2 separate regions of the Homo sapiens genome follow, and region 2 is linked to region 1. Evidence: chromatin loops called from intact Hi-C (ENCODE). Cell type or tissue: endothelial cell of umbilical vein. All regions are shown on one strand. Links, peaks and the distances in the headings refer to the core of each region. The heading gives the core; the rest is flanking DNA. Region 1 overlaps LINC02122 (long intergenic non-protein coding RNA 2122). Region 2 has its middle 96 kb from the start of LINC01335.

Region 1 (2,919 bases), core at 190-2,689:
AAGGAATGAAGCAAGATGTTGTAATTAGAATGGTGATGAAAAAGTGTGAACATACACTGTCAATAGGGGAGTGGAAGGCACAGGTACTCTCATGCATTTTTTAAAATAAGAGCTTTATCGAGATAGAATTCACATATCATAAATTCATCCGTTTAAAGTATAAAATTCAGTGGGGTTTAGCATATTTATAGATGTAGGAGCATCACCACTATCTGAATTCAGAACATTTTCGTCACACCGAAATGAAATCCTGCACCCAATACCACTTACTCTTTAGCTCCTTCCTTCCCCCAACCCCTGGTGACCATTAATCGATTTCTGTATGGATTTGCCTATGCTAGATATTTCATGATATAGGAATCATATATTCTGTGGTCTTTTGTGGCCTTCTTTCACTTAATATTCTCAAGGCCTCATATATTCTTGATAGAGTATGAATTGGCTCGATATTTGAAGGAAAATATGTCAATATCAATCAGAACTTAAAGTACATGTACTCAGAAATTTTATATCCAGGAATTAATCTTTCAGAAATACTTCCACAGACATAAAAATAGTTATACAAAGACATTTAGTGCAGCATTGACAAAGACTGGAAAAACTCTAAATTCCATCAGTTAGAGAGGCCTGGTTGAACAGATTGTGGTTCACCTCTGCAGTGGAGTGCTATGCATTCATGCACAGATTGAATCAGTCCTGTATGGAATGGCGTGGAATGATCTCCAGAATTTATTGATAAGTGAACATGAGGGAACAAGACAAGGTACAGAGCAGTGTGTGAAGTTCTATCTATGTAAAAATATGTATATGTTATGTTTACGTGTGTATATGTATTTATGTGTGTGTGTGTGTGAGTGTGTGTGCGTGTGGAGAGAGAGAGAGAAACGGAGCAAGAAGAATATCTATCTCCGGTAGGAAGTCTAAAAATGCACTAGCAGTGGTTATCTTCAGGGAGGGAAAATGGGGGTCTGGAGACAGGGAGCGGAAGAGAGGAAGGGTATTGTTTGAAATTTACTTACCAAGTACACAGATTCTGAACATTTTAAATAGAGATGTGTATTAGGCAGCCACATGGGCATATTAGGGTCTGGGGACCACGCAGGAAAACCCACAGCCTCTTTCCTGCAGGGTTTTGTGGTCAGTCACAGTGGAGACTGACACCCCTGTAAAGACAAGTTTCAGTGAAACATAAAGATCTGTAATTTGAAGCTCAAAGATTTCTGTTCTTATCTTGCCAGAGGCCTGTTTTCACCTGCACAGCATTTCTACCTGCCCATGAAAGGCAGACTTACGCACTTTGATGTCAAAGACCAACCAGAAAGGTAACTTTAGAGATGCTCACCCGAACGCCCCCTGTGCACTGCCTCTCTTCAATGATCCTGACCTCATCGTACCTTTTGGGAGTGGCTCTGAGTCTGTGTTTCCACCACTGACTCCTTTGAAGAAGATCGTCAGCCTTGGGTCTGGAATGTAGCCCATTAATGTTCCCCTTGACCTTTGGTGGAAACGCTGCCATTTCCTGTCCTGGTTCCTCATCTTCTCTCATGTGCCTAAACACTGACCCCAAGTGGGAGAGAAGATACAGTCAAGTTCTTCGCCTTGACACTGTTCTCTGCAAAGTCAAAGTCACTTTCAGTCTTGATTTTAACCAGAGCTTATTTCCTCCCACCAGTGTTGGGATGAAAGTCAAAGATGAAGTGAAAGACAGATTGTGTAACTTTTATTTTTAAAAGAGTGTTTAATTTTGGAAGGTATGATTAATATTTCAATACTGCTTCTAATGGCTTCATTTATTTTTTTTTCAGCCAATAAGAAGTGAGAAATCCTGTCTCCGTAGCCAAAATCTCATATAATTCCTCCCCAGCAATACAGAAGTCTCTCTGTTGCTACCTAGAGTAAAAATGTCAATACACATCATGTATTAAAATTCACCTGTATTTTCTCAACACCTTTTCGATATCTTTCCAAATTGCTTTAGTAATCTCTGGCATCAAGAACTGGTAAGAGTATGTGGCATTTTCCTTCCTGTTTGAGTAACACCTATTAAGAGAGGTGGCAATTAAAATCAAATTGTAATTTTTAAACCTTAAGGGAAGCTATTGCAGTATTGCTAAGAACATTCAGTTACCGGTATGTTAGCTAACACCTACACCCGCTGCGATTAGCGATGAAACAAACTTCTACGGACCTTAAAAAACCAAACGTCTCCTTTAAAATAATCATCCTATGAGTAAACAGTCCTGTTCACACATGTATATGAGATGTCATCCTTTCTTTGCCGTTACAGCGCTCCGCCTTGCCAATGCTGCTGAGCACTGACTCACTCACAGGGCATTTGGAAGGTGGGCGATTTGTTCCTGCAGCATCATTGCACTCCAAATGTGCTGAGAATGGATGTAGCCTCCAATGCTGCCGTGCCAGCAGCAGCTTAGATCAGAGGGATCAGCAGAGGCTATTGTCCATTCCTCAGCAATGCACTTGACCTTGAGAGCTATATAGAATGGAAGGAAACCCACTAAAGCCAAATTCATGTCCTAAGATTTATATCCTTTTTAGGGATCCCACCCCTGGAACGTAATTCAGGTCCAAATCCTCTTCTTCTCCTTTCCAACTGCCACTGCCTTAGAGTAGTGGACTTATCTCCACCTGCACATTTTAGAGTCACTTGGGGCAAGGCAGGGGGCAGACGTTAAAACATACCAGTGTCAAGGTACCATCCCAGAGACTCTAAATTAATTAGTCTGTGTTGTGCCTGAAATGAGTACTTTTTAATACCTCCCTAGGTATTTCTAAAGTACAGCTAGGACTGGAAACCACTGGAGTCCAGCACAAGCCTTTCTCATTTCTTTCCTGGTTTATGGCAAATGCCTCCTGAATGCCCTTCATCTTTTGTGCCTGAGGCTAATCACCTTTAATGTG
Region 2 (2,919 bases), core at 304-2,803, 180 kb before region 1:
ATTCTCTTTATTTGTAAAATGCGAATGGCAATACTAGTACCCACCTCATGGGGTTGATGTGAGGGCTGAATTTGTTAGCACAAGTCTTGTTCACAGTAGGCTCCATATAAGCACTTGCTATTTGTTATTTATGGCACAATGGGGATGGCCTTTTATTCTAACCATTTCCAGAGTTACTACCCTGATCTGAGCCATTGCTATCTCTCACCTGGGTTATTACACAGAATTTCCTAACTGATCTCCCTTCTCCCTACCCTACTGAAGCCAGAGCATGTCACTTCTCTGTTCGGAATCATCTGCTGACTCCCCAAGTCACTCAGAGTGAAAAAACAAAGTCAGTATATTGGCCTAAAAATCCAATCCAGCAACCTGCAACCTTCTGTCTCTGACGCCGTCTCCTGATCCCCCTTCCCTTCCTCAATCTACCTGCCCCACTGGCCCCCTTATCTTCCTCCAACAGATTGCTGTTGCCTAGAATTCAAGATCATTCTCTCTTTAAACCCTACTCAATAATTTTCATCTTCCTGGGCACACAGGCCCTAAAACTTAGAGAACAATTTTTTAATAATTCCGCAGACTCTGCTCTTCCAGCTCACACTTTTATTCCAGGAATCCTGCCTTTTGATGATTGCTTTATACTCTGTTGGACTGAACCTTTCCCATTACATGTGTGCCTGCCCCTCACTCCAAAAAGGTGATTTCCTCCTTGAAAACTGGAACCAAGCTTTTTCATTAATTTGCATTCTTCCCAGAGCCTTGCACATCACCAAGTCCTGATAGGTTAACTTGGGTAGTGCAGAGGCAGGACCTTAGGTCCTGGGTGGGCTATTCCCATGTTTCAATGTGAGTAATTACTTCATTCACGACATGTAAACTGAGCACCTACCAAGTGCCAGGACCTGATGTGGGTACAAGAGTAAATGTGACATGATCCCAGCTCTCCACACTTCTCATAGAAGGGATTTTCAGTCATATGCATTAGAATCATCTGAAGGGTTTAAAAAATAAAGCTATAGCTATAGGCATCCATTTGATATAGCTATACATTGGATATAGATATAGATGGCACATACAGGTACAGATAAACATATGTGGAGCCCCATCCCAGGCCAGCTGAATCACAATCTTCAGAAGTAGGGTCCTGATAGACACGTATTTTCAGAGCTCCACCACCGAAGGTGGCTCCTGTGAGACTCTGGTCCTGTCTCAGGCTAGTGGAGCTGGTGAGACCACACTAGAAGATGATCCAAAGGCAGAGGGGTGTTGGGCGACCCCTACAGGAGCAGAGCTGATATGGGACAGATGAGGGCAACTAGTCAATTTTGTTTAAGAACTGAAACTGGTATCAAGCACCGGTCACCCTGCTGGGGACCCTTGGAAAGGAGGGCAGCTATGTCTCTTTCCGGATTTCAGTGCATGATTTCTGAAAAAGGCTCAAATACTTAAATGATTGGGCTGATCTTTACTAGATATTAATTCAGATCACATCACCTCTCTGTTTAAAACCCTCCAATGGGCTGGGTGTGGTGGCTCATGCCTGTAATCTCAGCTCTTTAGGAGGCCGAGGCGGGCAGATCACTTGAGGTCAGGAGTTTCAGACCAGCCTGATCAACATGCTGAAACCCCATCTCTACTAAAAATACAAAAATTAGCCAGGCGTGGTGGCGGGCGCCTGTAATCCCAGCTACTCAGGAGGCTGAGGCATGAGAATCTCCTGAACCTGGGAGGTGGAGGTTGCAGTGAGCCGAGATCACACCACTGCACTCCAGCCTGGGCAATAGGTTGAGACTCAGTCTCAGAAAAAATAAAACAAAACCTTCCAATGGCTGCCCGTTTCACTCAGGGTGAGGGTCAAAGTCATTTCAATGCTCACAAGGTCCCCATCGTGTCTCTGACTGCATCGCCTCCCAGTCTCCCTCTCGGATATTCCTGGCCACCTTACTGCTCATTGTACCCACCAGGTGTGTTCCTTCCTGGGGCCTTTGCACCAGCTGTTTCCCCTGCCTGTAACACCTTTCCCCTGACAACCACATAGCTAATTTCCTCTCCTCCTTTAAAGTTTCTTTTAGATGCCAGCTTCATAATGAGGCCCACCCTGCATATGCTGCATAAAGAATTATCCTGAAACTTAGTGGATTAAAGCAACAAACATTTATTATCCCATAGTTAATGTGGATCAGGAAATTTGGAAGGAGCGGATGAGTAGCTGTGCCTCAAGGTCTCTCAGGAAGCCACAGTCCAGGTGCCATCCAGGCTGCAGTCATTGAAGTGTTCCCTGGGCAGGAGGGTCCTCTAAGCTCCTGGCACTGGCTGTTAGCAGGAGGCCTCGGTGCCTCCCCATTTGGGCACTTCTCACAATATGGTGGCTGGCTTTTTCTAGATTTAGTGACCCAAGAGAAAGGCAGAGGCCATTATATTTTATGACCTAGATTCAGAAATGATGTATCAGTATTTCTGCCCTATTCTATTGGCCACACAGACCAACTGTGGCACGGTGGTGCAAGGGGCTACCCCAGTGTGTGAAGACCAGAAAGTGGGGGTCATTAGAGCCTACTCTGAAGGCCAGCCCTGACCAACCATCTTATTCTAAGTGGAAATTCATCACCTACTGCCGGCATTCCCGATTCCCTTTACCTAATGCTCAGTTTGTCCTTTCTTTGGCACTTTCACCTTCCTACACATGAAATGATTTAGTCGTTTATCGTGTATTAGCTTAATACCCATCTCCCACACAGCTGGAGTCACAAGGGAAGGGACTTTTGTCTTTTACTTCTTGCAATATCCCAGGTCCTAACACAGTGGGTGGCATATGGTAAGTTCTCAGTAGCTGTTTATTAAGTGAATGAATGAATGTCTCCTTAACACAGGGCGCAACATTTATAGAAACATTGAGATGATCTCCAGTTCTCTTCTGTGACA

Evidence for each region. Hi-C counts contacts between places; a loop is a spot of excess contacts. Peaks named below come from ENCODE experiments on the same cell type or tissue, not always from the same donor. Only the 100,000 strongest peaks of a DNase experiment are listed, where the experiment ranks them.
Region 2: it touches region 1 in a loop (2.3-fold over the local background); 4 of 110 quality-filtered maps call a loop at or near these places.

The regions. Positions count from the first base shown.
Region 1 is chr5:74,034,332-74,037,250 of GRCh38, reverse strand. LINC02122 (long intergenic non-protein coding RNA 2122) reads left to right here. Exons shown (of 3, transcript NR_183289.1): 3 at 1,239-2,919. LOC124901003 (a long non-coding RNA gene) reads right to left here. Exons shown (of 3, transcript XR_007058820.1): 2 at 1,933-2,040; 3 at 1,474-1,557. Among named protein-coding and RNA genes, the nearest start is that of LINC02122, 67 kb to the left of the region's middle. RefSeq lists an enhancer at 955-2,154. In endothelial cell of umbilical vein, for the core only: a CTCF peak has its summit at 1,560; a DNase peak (open chromatin) is centred at 1,460.
Region 2 is chr5:74,210,870-74,213,788 of GRCh38, reverse strand. No RefSeq gene overlaps it. Among named protein-coding and RNA genes, the nearest start is that of LINC01335, 96 kb to the left of the region's middle. In endothelial cell of umbilical vein, for the core only: a CTCF peak has its summit at 1,276 (motif pointing left); a DNase peak (open chromatin) is centred at 1,258.